2 separate regions of the Homo sapiens genome follow, and region 1 is linked to region 2. A link is a contact called in ENCODE Hi-C or POLR2A ChIA-PET data. All regions are on one chromosome and are shown on one strand. Each heading gives the region's core, a stretch centred on a gene start or an enhancer-like site at or near the end of the contact. The rest is flanking DNA. Distances are from core to core; before and after follow the strand shown. Region 1 holds the start of EHBP1L1 (EH domain binding protein 1 like 1). Region 2 holds the start of DNAJC4 (DnaJ heat shock protein family (Hsp40) member C4).

Region 1 (7,062 bases), core at 2,932-5,431, 1.3 Mb before region 2:
CCCGGAAAGAGTGAGGCTCAGCTCAGCCTGCACCACCTTCACTGACTTTGGCTTCAGCCGCAGCCTCACTGGGACTTGGACAGGCACGGGCCCTGCATGGCGGGCCAGGTCCACCTCGGCCGTGGCCAGCACCTTCCGCTGCCCCTTAGACTCCTGTGGGCCAGGGGAGAGACCAGGAGAAGGGGCATCAGTGCTGTCCCAGGGTCCCCAAGATTCCAGACCTGAGCCCACTCCAGACACTCACATTTTCAATAATAAATGTCCACTCTTTGGCCTCATACTGGTCCACGTGGGGGTCCTGGGAAGAAGGGTGCTGGTGAGTACAGGACTGTTGGGGCAGCAGCAAAGGGAGCAGAGCTTGTCTGGCTCAGGAGGTGCTTGGTAGTGGTGGCTTTTTTTTTTTTTTTGAGACGGAGTCTTCCTCTGTCGTCGAGGCTGGAGTGCAGGGGTGCGATCTCGGCTCACTGCAACCTCTGCCTCCCAGGTTCAAGCAATTCTCGTGCCTCAGCCTCCCAAGTAGCTGGGATTACAGGTGCACGCGGTGGTTGCTACCTCCTCCTGGGATGCACCCCAAGTTCTGGTCCCAGCTGCCTCTCATGCTGCATGTGTTGGGTAAATGCTGCCTCCTCCAAGGAGACCTCCTGGGCCAGTGATGCTGAGCAGGCCCCCCTAATTCTTGGCCTCACCCCCCGCATCCTCTTCTATCTGGATGAACAACCTACCAGGAGACCTGTGTTGCAATTGTTGCAACTGCCTGTGTTGCAATTGCCATCCATGCTGGAGGGCTAGAGACTCACCCTGTAGAGGGTCACAGAGATGTCCACATTCTCAGGTACCATCCACACCACGGTGCCCCGGTATGGGTTCTGGATGCCCGGCTGCCAGCTGTGGGCCTACAAGGGACAATCTGAGTCCTCCCCCCATCTTAACTCTTCCCTCCCACCTGCACCCCCTATCACCAACCTTGACACCATCTTCCCCTCCCCTCTGTGGATTCTGATCTGTGCTTGAACCTCACTCCACTCCCCCATCAGCCCCCATCAGCCTCCCACCGGCCCCCATCCCTAACCTGGATCCCCAGTTGCCATCCTTCCCCACCTTGGAGCAGATGCGTCGGTTCCGACGGGTCCATACCACCACCAGCTTATCTGGCTGCCTGGGGGAGGGGGAAGGGGAGGGAGAAAGGGAGCAGGCTGCTTGGTCAGGCTCACCTGCCTCCCCATCTCCTCTTCCTCCTCCCCCAGCTCCCTCAGGGTCTTCCTTCTGCCCACCTCCCCCTCCTCCAGAAGAGGGCCTGGGCAGCCCCTTATCTGGGGCCACAGGGTGCAGGGTGGAGCTGCTAAGGTAGGGTGGGGCCAGAGCAGAAGGGCAAAGGCCCAGACAGTGTGGGCAGGCAGGGACTATGAGGAAAGACAGCAAGTGAGAAAGGGACAGGCACATACAGAGACCAAGACACACAGAAACACAAGGACCTGGCAAGAGATGCCAGACACAGATGCACATGTGAGCATCGTGCACACACGCAGACTCCAACACAGGGAGAGACAAAGACGAGGGATAAAAGAAGTCCCTTCGCACAAAGATGTTTGTGGAGCGCCCACCATAAACCCAGCCCAGTTTTGGGGACAGAGGAGGGCAAAAGAGAGACAAGACCTTTCCGGTGAGGACAATGGAGGTGGGGGCAGACTACCAGTCAAGAAGGAAAATAAATTAACAAGCGAACTCCAGGGTGATGTGAGGGAACCCCTGGGGGTCTCCTTGAGGTTGGGTGTCTGGGCAGAGATGAGTGGCAGGGGGATGGGCTGTGTGAGGATCTGGAGAAAGAGGGAATGGCAAGTCCAAGGGTCTGCGGCTGGAGGGTGACATCAGAGAGAGGGGCAGAGAGTTGGGGGTGAGGCCGGAGAAGCAGCAGAGGGTCAGCCTGTCATTAACCAACACCGCCATCCCTCGCCCACCATGTCCAGCCCTTTGCTGGGCGCAGGGGTCCCAAGGAGGATCAGCTTTCGGCAAGATGATGACAGTGGAGCCTGGAGGGCAATCAGAAAAGACTTCCAGGGGGTGACATCTAAGCTGAACAGCATATGCCAGGTCAGACATGGAGGAGAGGCAGAGGCAAAGCCAGAGGACAGAGATGGCTGCGCAGGGCCCATTCCCAGGCACTGAGTGGACTCATGGCTGGGCCTGGGGGCAGAGGGCCCCTTGGGGTTAGATGTTCAACTGCTGCCCAGGAGGGGTGATGCTTGAGGGGACGATCCGGCCCAGGGCAGCACGCGAACTGGCCTTGCCTGTACCCAGCCCCATGCCTGCACCCTCTCGTGATGCTGGGGTTTGCCCAGCTCACTGTTCGTCTGAGGCCAAGCCAGGATAAGTGCCTCTCTGTTAACCCTGAGGATGCTGAGGCCCACAGAGGTTTGGAGCCAAACAAGTTTACACGGTTGAGCCTAGAGCCCTCCAACCCAGAGCCAAGTTCCCTTCCCCAAGCCCAAATTGCCAGCGATGGCAGAGCAAGGGTAACTAAGGGGCCTTCCCAGAAAGGGGAAGCGGACAGGGGGTGCCTAGGGAGGGCAGGGCTTGGCTGGGCAGCCTGACTCAGGCTGGGCACGCCCTCCTGGGAAGCTGCAACCTGGGCAGGGGCAGCTTCCCGGCCTGGGCTCCAGGCTAAGCAGCCCAGGAGGCCCTACCCACAGCCGCCTGTGACTCAGCTGCGTTGACACTGCCGGCACCCTCAGCCTGCTGTGCCCAGTGTTTCCCTGGCCTCCCGCAGGATGCTGGAGCAGGAGCCAGAGGCCAGAGTTCAAGTGCCAGCCCCCAAGCTCTCCCAGGCTCTGCTGAAAGATGTGAATGGCCCTCTAGCAGGCCCAGTGTGGGCAAGGCCAAGGATATGGCAGCTGCCCAAGGGACCCCAGCCTCCTGCTTACTCCCCTCCCCCTGGACCCCATGGTCCCTTCCTGCCCCAGCCCTTCCCCTGGGGAGCCTAAATTTAGCCCCGCCTGGCGGGTGAGGCCCCCACAGCTGTGCCCTAATCCAGCCAAGGGAAGCTGACACCAGCAAGCACGTATATTTAGGGTGTGACGCAGGGGCCTGGGCAGCTATGGGTGGCGGCATGTGAACGAGATGCCCCTGAACCTGTTGGTAGTCCAGGCTGGGGCCTGCACCCTCTGGTGAATCACCCCTCACCCTGCCACCTTGCCCTCCGCAACCCTCTCCTCCCGGACCCACAACCTCCTAGGTCCTCAGGCCCCTTTAAGCTGCTCCCCGCCTCCCTCCTCAATCCTCCCAGCACTCAGTTTCCCCTTTTAAGGACATTGTGGAGATGTTTCCAGCCTCCCAGCACTCTGGCTGAAGAGGCGGGAGTTGGAGGGGTTCTTCTGGCTCAACAAGATGGCAGGGGAGGAGGGGGCAACATCTCTGTTCTTAGCTGGACTAAGTAAGGTCAGGGAGGCTCCTGCCCCAGCCCTAGCCACCTGCAGACCTCAAAACTTGATCCCTTTTCCAATGCCACCCTGAACCACCTTTCTGGCACAAGACATGCGGCCTCCCTCCCCCAGCCCTGACCGCAGCTGAGGAAGGAGTGGACACAGGCAGAACCTCAGGCCTGAAAGTCCTGACCCCCGCGCAGGGAAGGCTGCCCACGCCCCCAACTCCAGGGGTCCCACAAATTGCAAGGGCACTTCTGAATCTCCGAGCCTGGGAACGGAACCAGGGCCCAAGCTGGGGTGGGGGCCCATTTGGTCATTGGGCTGGGGGGGCAGAGTCCTCTCAGGCTCAAAGGGCCGGATGAGGTCCCAGCAAGTTCGGGGGAGCCCCCCCGCCTCCCTCCCACTCACCATTTCTTGGTGCACTCCAACACTAGCTCGTGGTAACAGGCCACGAACTGGAACTTGGCCGCCCGCTTGCCCACGCGCTGCAGGCGCTTCCACACCGAGGTCATGGCCCCCGCCACCCCGCCGCCCACTTCTCAGGCCCGGGGCTCCCGCTGGCCCGCCACCGCTGGCCCGGCCCGGGTCCCCATGGCCTGTCCGCGCCGCCCGCCCCGTCCGTGCGGAGGTGTCCCAGGCTCCGACCCGGGACCGCGCTCTCCGCTGCCGCCGCTGGGGCCCGCAGGGTGGTCTGGCTGAGTCTGCGGGGTCGCCTGGGGCGCGTCGGGTGGCGAGCGCGGAGCTGGGAGCGCGCCGTTTCCTGGAGCCGCACCCCCGTCGGAAGGCGGGCGGGGCTCCGGCGCGGGGCGGGGGCCGGGGCAGGAGCGCGGGGGCGGGGCGACCCGGCTTCCGGGGCCTCGCGCCGCGACCCGGGAGCGGGAGCGGGGGCGGGGGAGGGGGGCGTGGAAGGGGTGTCGCCCGACCGCAGTGCCCGCTCGGTGCGCGCAGAGGCTGCGTGGAGAGAGGGCAACCAGCAACTTGGTGCCACCCTAGAGAGCGCTGCCCGGGCCGCCTTCCTTCCTGCCCGCAGCCCTGGGAGGTACGTACTACTGGCCCCCTTTCAACGGCTGGGAAAACTGAGACCCAGAAAGGGGAAGGGACTTGCTCAGAGTCATACTGTGAATGTGGACGAGGACCAGCTCTCAACTCCAAGGTGCAGCCACCCACGTCTTAACCAGAGCAGGAAGGCGTCAGTAACCTCGGTGGCCCAACCTCAGAACCTGACTCTGCTGTCAAGGGGGAAGATAATCCCAAACCCCGACAAGTAGCTGGAGAATCATAACTGACCTCCAACCAAGTGTGACTTTGGGCAAAGCGCTAACACTCTGAGCCTCAGTTTCAACGTCTATTAAATGGGGATAATTGTAGTTCCGCCTTTTAGGGAATCCCTGAGAGGATGAACCTCAGAAGGCATTTAGCAGAAAGCCTGGCTGATTTTGCCATGCCTCCTTATTAAATGGGATGCGCTATAATGGATGGGGAAAACGTGTCATTTTTGTGTATGTTTACTCTCCCTCCCCAGGAAAGCCTGCCTGGAGCGTTAGCAGCTGTGAACCCCTAGATTAGAGCCCTTATCGCCTACCCACCCGCCCTGCATGGTAATGAGCCTCTGCAGGTGTCAGCTGCCCTGGGGCAATAGGTCAGTTTGTTCCTTCCCGCTGCTCTGCAAGGTGTGTAAATGGACAGGAGCCCGGTGCGTGACTGCTACTTGGTTTAACGGGATGTCTGAGTGCCAGGACTGCCATCTGGGCTGCATCTCCAGGAGGCAAATGGCTGCAGCAGGGCGCGGGGATGTGCTGTTCGTCCGCACACCTCGGTGTGCGGCTTCACCTCTTTTCAGGAGGTTGTGAGGTGTCGTGTGCGCGTGTAGGGGGCTGAGTACCCACTGTCTCCGAACGTGCTGGCTTCTTCCGGTGGGCTTGACAACTGGGTTTGGTTCTCAGTCCCAGCGGTGTGGGTCCCCGGTTTCCTAAGAAACCTTCCACAGATAACTGTAAAGACCGCTAGTGCTGTGGGGAGAGCCGGCGGTCTTCACAGACTGAGCGGGGAATACGGGTCCCTGGAACCCCAATCAAACTTCACCGCCGCGGAGTCTCATGCTTGGCCTCCGGGAAGGCCCGAGGTGCCGCGACTTCACTCCCCTCGGCCTCTGCCACCCCTCCCTCCCACCCGCGGGGCGTGAGGTCCCAGGCCGTTCCCGGAGGCGCCTCCCCCGCCCCCGCCGGGGCCCCTTGCTCCGGCGACTCCGGCCACCCATTTCCTGCGCCGCCTCAACCCCGCCCCGCGCGGGGTGGAAAGTTTCCCTCCTCAAGGTGGGCGGCTCCTTCTCCTTCCTTCCCGGCAGGCAGGGAAAGCCCGAAGCGAACTGGGAGGAGGGAGCGGGGGACTCGGAGGTCGCGGGCGAGAGAGGGGAAGTGACTCGACCGCAGTCACCCGGCGGCTGAGCCAGGCTCGGCCAGCAGGCAGCGCCCCCAGCCCCGCCCCGGCGGGACGGCAGGGCCTTCACTCGGCGCGGGGCGGGGGGGGAGGGGGTCTCGGGCGCCACCTGCTGGCAGAGCGCGGGGCCGCACCTGCCACAAACACCGCGGTCTTCCCGCCCCAGAGCCAGCCAGGCAGAGCACAACGACGCTGAGTGTATTTATTTATCTACGCGCCCTGGAGACCGGCCCCTAAATTTAAATATCCAGCACGGGGCCTTGGCCCTCCTGGCCGTGGGTGGTTATTGGGACGGGTCCTGGAGCCCTTCCAGGGCAGAGGAACCCAGAGCCCGGAGGTGGGATGCCCCTGAGCCAGCAGCTGCCGATAGCAACAAAAGGTGAGGAGGAGATGGGAGCCAGGCACTCATCCCAATCCCAGAGACGCCAAGCGGAAGGGAAGATGCTTCGGGCCCCACCGCAAGGCTGAGGGTTGGCCAAGCTGGGGGTGCACACATGTGGAAGAACTGGAGGCCCAGTGCCATGAGCAGAGGCTGTACCCTAGATGCCCGCCCCAGTGCCAGCCAACCCAAGACAGGAGAAAGAGTTTGGCAGTTTCGCCTCTGAGGAATACATGCCTGGCCCTCCTGTGAGGTGAGGCGGTAGGGGGGAAGGCGCAGGCTCCGAAGTCTGAGGGCTTGCCGGAGGGGGAGTTTCTGAGCCTTTTGCATGGGTGCATGCCCCCTGCCCCCCAGCCCTTCAGAGGCTGATGTGGAAGGCATCCTGCAGCCACTGGTCACGGGCATTGTGCGTCTGGGGCACAGTAAGGGGTGGCGGGTCAGGAGGCAGGCTGGCATCGGGAGGCTCCTCGTCGTCAGACAGGCCCGCATCCGGTGGGTAGGAGCTGTCCGAATGGAGGGAGGATGACAGGTCCTGGCAGAAGCTCAGGTCTTGGCACAGGTGTTTGTAGTCCTGGATTGACTCGTACAGGCCCCACAGCTGGCACAACAAGGACATGTCCAACTGCCGCAGCCCCACCTGCAGACAACTGAGGGTGGGCTGGAGTTGGGGTCCAGGCCACCCCAGCCCAGCCCCGCCCCCTGGAATAGTGGGCCCCAGCCCATCTTCCCCGCACCTTCCTAAACGAAGTTTTTGTGGACATCAGGCACCACCTGCAAGCTATGCAACTTTAGTCATGACCCTCACCCAAAAAATGGGGTTATCCATTT
Region 2 (4,562 bases), core at 1-2,500:
CACCCTTCAACTCAGCCACCAGGAGCTGACAGGGCTGAAACAGGTCCCAGGACAGATCTGTCTCCAGATCAGCACCCCCTTTGGAGTGTTTCAGGCATAGTGCAGGTCAGGATTTCTCAAAGTGGAGTCCAAAAACTTGTTGGAAAAAACTGATTCCTGGACAGGCGCGGTGGCTCACGCCTGTAATCCAGCATTTTGGGAGGCCGAGGAGGGCGGATCACCTGAGGTCGGGAGTTCAAGACCAGCCTGACTAACATGGAGAAACCCTGTCTCTCCTAAAAATACAAAATTAGCCGGGCGTGGTGGTGCATGCCCGTAATCCCAGCTACTCGGGAGGCTGAGGCAGGAGAATCGCTTGAACCCGGGAGGCGGAGGTTGTGGTGAGCCGAGATTGCTCCATTGCACTCCAGCCTGGGCAACGAGCGAAACTCCATCTCAAAAAAAAAAAAAAAAAAGGAAAAAGAGAAAGAAACTGATTCCTGACCCCCACCCAATTGATTCCTCCAGTTCAGAATCTCCAGAGCAGAGCCCAGGAATCTGGATTTTGTACCCGACACCTCCCCATCTCCCACCCCCCACAGAGGGTTATGCACAGTGATACAGCGATGCTTGGAAACCACTAGAGCTGTGGTAAGAGCGTTGGGTTTGACCTGGACTCAAACTTCCTCCTCTGCCGCTTAAATCGGTGTATGACCTTGGGGGTCTTCTCTATCTCTGATCCTCAGCAGGGAAGGCGAGGGTTACCTGAGACAAACCTGGGAGCCTCCTGACACGGAGTAGAGACCACAACTAACTCAGCACGTAGGGCAAACAGAAACCCATTGAACAACCGGGCCGGCCCCCCGCGCCCAACTCACCGCTGCCCGGCGGCCGCTCCGAGGAGCCGGGAGGGAGGGTTGCGGGGCCACAGCCGGCACAGGCGCAGGGGCAGTAAGGGCGGCATGGCGGCGGGCGGGCAGCTGGGAAAGGAGGCTACCAAGAGCGCATTGGACCAGGATGGGGCTAGACTTCAAGCACCCGGGGGCAGAGGGAAGGGGCCTGGCCCGTTGTTCTGCAAAGGAAGACTGAAGCAGGCCCGGAGAGGGGGCGGTTCTTGCCCAGGACCAGACCCGCGTGTCCTTGGACCTGCCCCTTCCTCTGACCCGGGCATCCGCAGCCCTTCCCAGCGCTGGCTTCGGGGTCTGGCCACCCAGCCAGGGACCCCAAGACCCCGTTCCCACCCAGGGAACTTGGGGACGGGAGAAGGAGGGGCCACAACCAGGCCCCGCCCCCGCTGCTCACAGACCCGCGGCCGTCGCCATTTCCTGCGTCTATTCAGGCCCCGCCCTCACATTCTCATTGGCGTGGATGCCAAGACCACGTCCACCTGTCAGGAAAAAAAAAAAAATCGGTGGAGACCCCGCCCCTACATGTCTATTGGCCTTTGGTGCCTCCGGTCCCCCAGCCTGCGGACTCGCTGGACAGGCGCGGGCGCCCACCTGGGGAGCGGGCGGGACAGAGCCCGCTCTCTGCGGCTTTGTGACGTTTTCGGCCCGGCCACCGTGTCTCCGTTCCGCTGTTGCTCCCCTCTGCAGCGAGGTATATCTTACGGAGCTGCTTCCGCCCCGGAGCCTCTCTGGAGCCAGCAAAGAAAGGGAGGCACAGTTCTTATCCCCTGCTTGCAGAGGGGGACACAGGCTGGGCGGGTTTTTTTTTTTTTTTTTCCCAAGTCACTTGTCCTGCCTTACACACTCAGGGCCCATTGCTCCTCTCTGTTACAGAAATAGCAGATGCCAACGGAATCCAAGAATAAAGTCGTTTATTATTTTCAGAGCGGCGGGAGTAGGGCTGGGGACCCTAGGGCCGCTCCAGTGGGACTTCCCTGAACCCGGTTGTAGAGGATGATGGCGCCTTTGGCCGAGGGGCAGAGTTCAGCCCACATCTCCGTCTCGAGCAATCTCTGCACGTTCTGTGGGGAGACAACGAGACCCAGGCATTCAAGCTTGCCACTTCTCCTGCCAGGGCTGTGCCCAGAATTCCTGAGCCTCAGAGACCTCTGCACTGTCCTTAGGGAGGCATGTTAAGGGGCTGAACATGTCCCTGGACCTTTCCCTTGCACTGAGGGCAAATCTTGTGACTCTGGAGGGAATTGTGACCCAGCCAACACCTCCCCTACAAGATATGCATTGCCAGGCCTCTGCAGGCCCCAGCCCTGGCCTCCAAGCAAGATGGTTTGTCACTCTGCACCTGTGTCTCCACAAAGAAGATTCCTGTAGACTCGTGGGCCTCGGGTCCCCCACTCAGGTAGTGCTTCCTCACCTGCTCAGAAGTCAGGCTGCACCTGGACAAGAACACAAGGGTGGCTTAGTGGGTGACCAGCCCCTGCGGGGTACCTGTGGAGCCACAGCTGCCTCAGCCCACTCCTCACCACCCACCTTCCCAAGACCCAGGATCATGTACCCGAGCCTACTCACTGGACATAGAACTCGGCACTGGCTCGGCCAGCACTGGTCTCATTTCGGGCGATGCCCAACAGCAGGGGCTGGCTCAGGGTGAGCAGCGGCAGGTTCACCTGCGGTGGAGGGTGGGGTGGGGGGAGGTCCCACCTATCAATGCCACTGCCCACATCCCTGCCCGTCTCAATGAAAAACCGCCTGTTACCTGTGTACAGCATTTTATAGCTTGTAGATCAAGGACCCAGCATTACAGAATGTCAGATGATGGGCATGTTTGTTTTACAGGTACACCAAAACCAGAGAGATTGAACACGTTGCCCAAGGTCACCCAAGAGAAGTCAATTTAGTGACTGGGACTCCCACTTACTCCTTTTTCTTTTTTTCTTTTTTTGAGATGGAGTCTCGCTCTGTCGCCCAGGCTGGAGTACAGTGGCACGATCTCAGCTCACTGCAACCTCTGCCTCCCAGGTTAAAGTGATTCTCCTGCCTCAGCCTCCTGAGTAGCTGGGATTACAGGTGCACGCCACAACGCCTGGCTAATTTTTTGTATTTTTAGTAGAGATGGGGTTTCTCCATGTTGGCCAGGCTGGTCTCGAACTCCTGACCTCAGGTGATCCGCTGGCCTTGGCCTCCCAAAGTGCTGGGATTACAGGTGTGAGCCACCACACCCTGCCACACTTACTCCTTTTTCTTTTTTTTGAGACGGAGTCTCGCTTTGTCGCCCAGGCTGAAGTGCAGTGGCGCGATTTCGGCTCACTGCAACCTCCGCCTCCCGGGTTCACGCCATTCTCCTGCCTCAGCCTCCTGAGTAGCTGGGACTACAGGTGCCCGCCACCACGCCCGGCTAACTTTTGGTATTTTTAGTAAAGTCAGGGTTTCACCGTGTTAGCCAGGATGGTCTTGATCTCCTGACCTTGTGATCTGCCCACCTCAGCCTCCCAAAGTGCTGGGATTACAGGCATGAGCCACGGCGCCCGGCCACTTACTCCTTTTTCAACAGACTTGGGGAGTAGGCAAGATATTTATCATTGTTTCCATTGAAAAGAAGAATCCTTGGCGGGGCAAGGCATGAGAATCACTTGAACCCAGGAGGCGAAGGTTGCAGTGAGCCGATATGCCACCACTGCACTAGCCTGGGCAACAGAGCAAGACTCTGTCTCAAAAAGAAAAAAAAAAAAAAGAAGAAGAATCCGGCCTGGTGCAGTGGCTCACACCTGTAATCCCAGCACTTTTGGAGGCTGAGGCAGGCAGATCACGAGGTCAGGAGATCAAGACCATCCTGGCTAACAAGGTGAAACCCCATCTCTACTAAAAATACAAAAAAAATTAGCCAGGCATGGTGGCGGATGCCTGTAGTCCCAGCTACTCAGGAGGCTGAGGTAGGAGAATGGCGTGAACCCGGGAGGTGGAGCTTGCAGTGAGCAGAGATCGTGCCACTGCATTCCAGCCTGGGCAACAGAGCGAGACTCTGTCTAAAAAAAAAAAAAGAAAGAAAAAAGAAAAGAAGAAGAATCCAAGGCAGAGGGTACTGAGGGCTAGAATTCCACTCCAAGTATGTATAGCTGCAAAGCCAACTTCTTCCCTCATTGCTGGCCAGATGCCTGCAGGCCTCCTGCCAGCCCAGACCTGTAGAATTCTGGCAAGTCCTACCCCCTCCCTTCATGTCTACCACCCTGTCCAGGTCAACCTCACTCACCTCATCACAGATCTCCTGAAGGACACTGGAAAAGAGTTCATGTACCACCAGCTGCCCAGCGAGGTCCTGGTGCTGGGGGCTGCCACCAGGGCACAGGGCCTGTGAGAGGTCAGGCTCAGCCCCTGCTCCCCACCTCTTCCCCCTGCCCCATCTCAGGACCAGCAAGCCTATACCTGCTGGCCTTGAGGGTCTGATGTGGCACAGTGTAAGAGAGTTAGTGATCCTGAGTCTGGTGTCCTTTCCCTGACAGACAACCAGAGGTCCAGCTTCAAAGGAGATACACAGGGGGCAGGGGTGGAGTAGGGCATCTTCTTCCTGTGCCCAATCTTTCCTCCCGTGTTTTCTAGTTTCTCACAGGACTGGGGCAGGGGTCAGTGGGGAGGCAGGTGGACTGCCCTGAGCAAACTTCCAGAGAAATACCAGGCCAATTT

What was found. Hi-C counts contacts between places; a loop is a spot of excess contacts on that map. ChIA-PET counts read pairs that join two places held with the same protein, here RNA polymerase II (POLR2A). Pooled maps may share reads with other maps.
Region 1: a loop to region 2 is called in a pooled map, with 4 times the contacts of the local background. The contact joins the promoter of EHBP1L1 here to the promoter of DNAJC4 in region 2. A Hi-C loop is called at or near these places in 3 of 37 single-sample maps with no recorded cell type and 10 of 50 pooled maps. POLR2A ChIA-PET finds 5 or more read pairs at or near these places in 1 of 52 experiments (activated T-cell).

Annotation. Positions count from the first base shown.
Region 1 is chr11:65,573,172-65,580,233 of GRCh38, reverse strand. It overlaps EHBP1L1 (EH domain binding protein 1 like 1), which reads right to left and starts at 4,181. Exons shown (of 19, transcript NM_001099409.3): 1 at 3,828-4,181; 2 at 1,099-1,156; 3 at 798-893; 4 at 245-298; 5 at 1-153. The coding sequence starts at 3,931. FAM89B (family with sequence similarity 89 member B) reads right to left here. Exons shown (of 2, transcript NM_001098785.2): 2 at 6,044-6,871. The coding sequence ends at 6,593. LOC124902692 (a long non-coding RNA gene) reads left to right here. Exons shown (of 2, transcript XR_007062731.1): 2 at 1-278. RefSeq lists silencers at 2,562-2,856, 3,907-4,006, 4,067-4,126, 4,137-4,556, 5,577-6,096 and an enhancer at 5,067-5,206.
Region 2 is chr11:64,227,236-64,231,797 of GRCh38, reverse strand. It overlaps DNAJC4 (DnaJ heat shock protein family (Hsp40) member C4), which reads right to left and starts at 1,250. Exons shown (of 6, transcript NM_005528.4): 1 at 858-1,250. The coding sequence starts at 943. It overlaps NUDT22 (nudix hydrolase 22), which reads right to left. Exons shown (of 6, transcript NM_032344.4): 3 at 4,132-4,230; 4 at 2,454-2,551; 5 at 2,227-2,320; 6 at 1,782-1,948. The coding sequence ends at 1,808. LOC124902687 (a long non-coding RNA gene) reads left to right here and starts at 428. Exons shown (of 2, transcript XR_007062713.1): 1 at 428-630; 2 at 1,761-2,652. RefSeq lists a silencer at 850-909 and an enhancer at 4,346-4,562.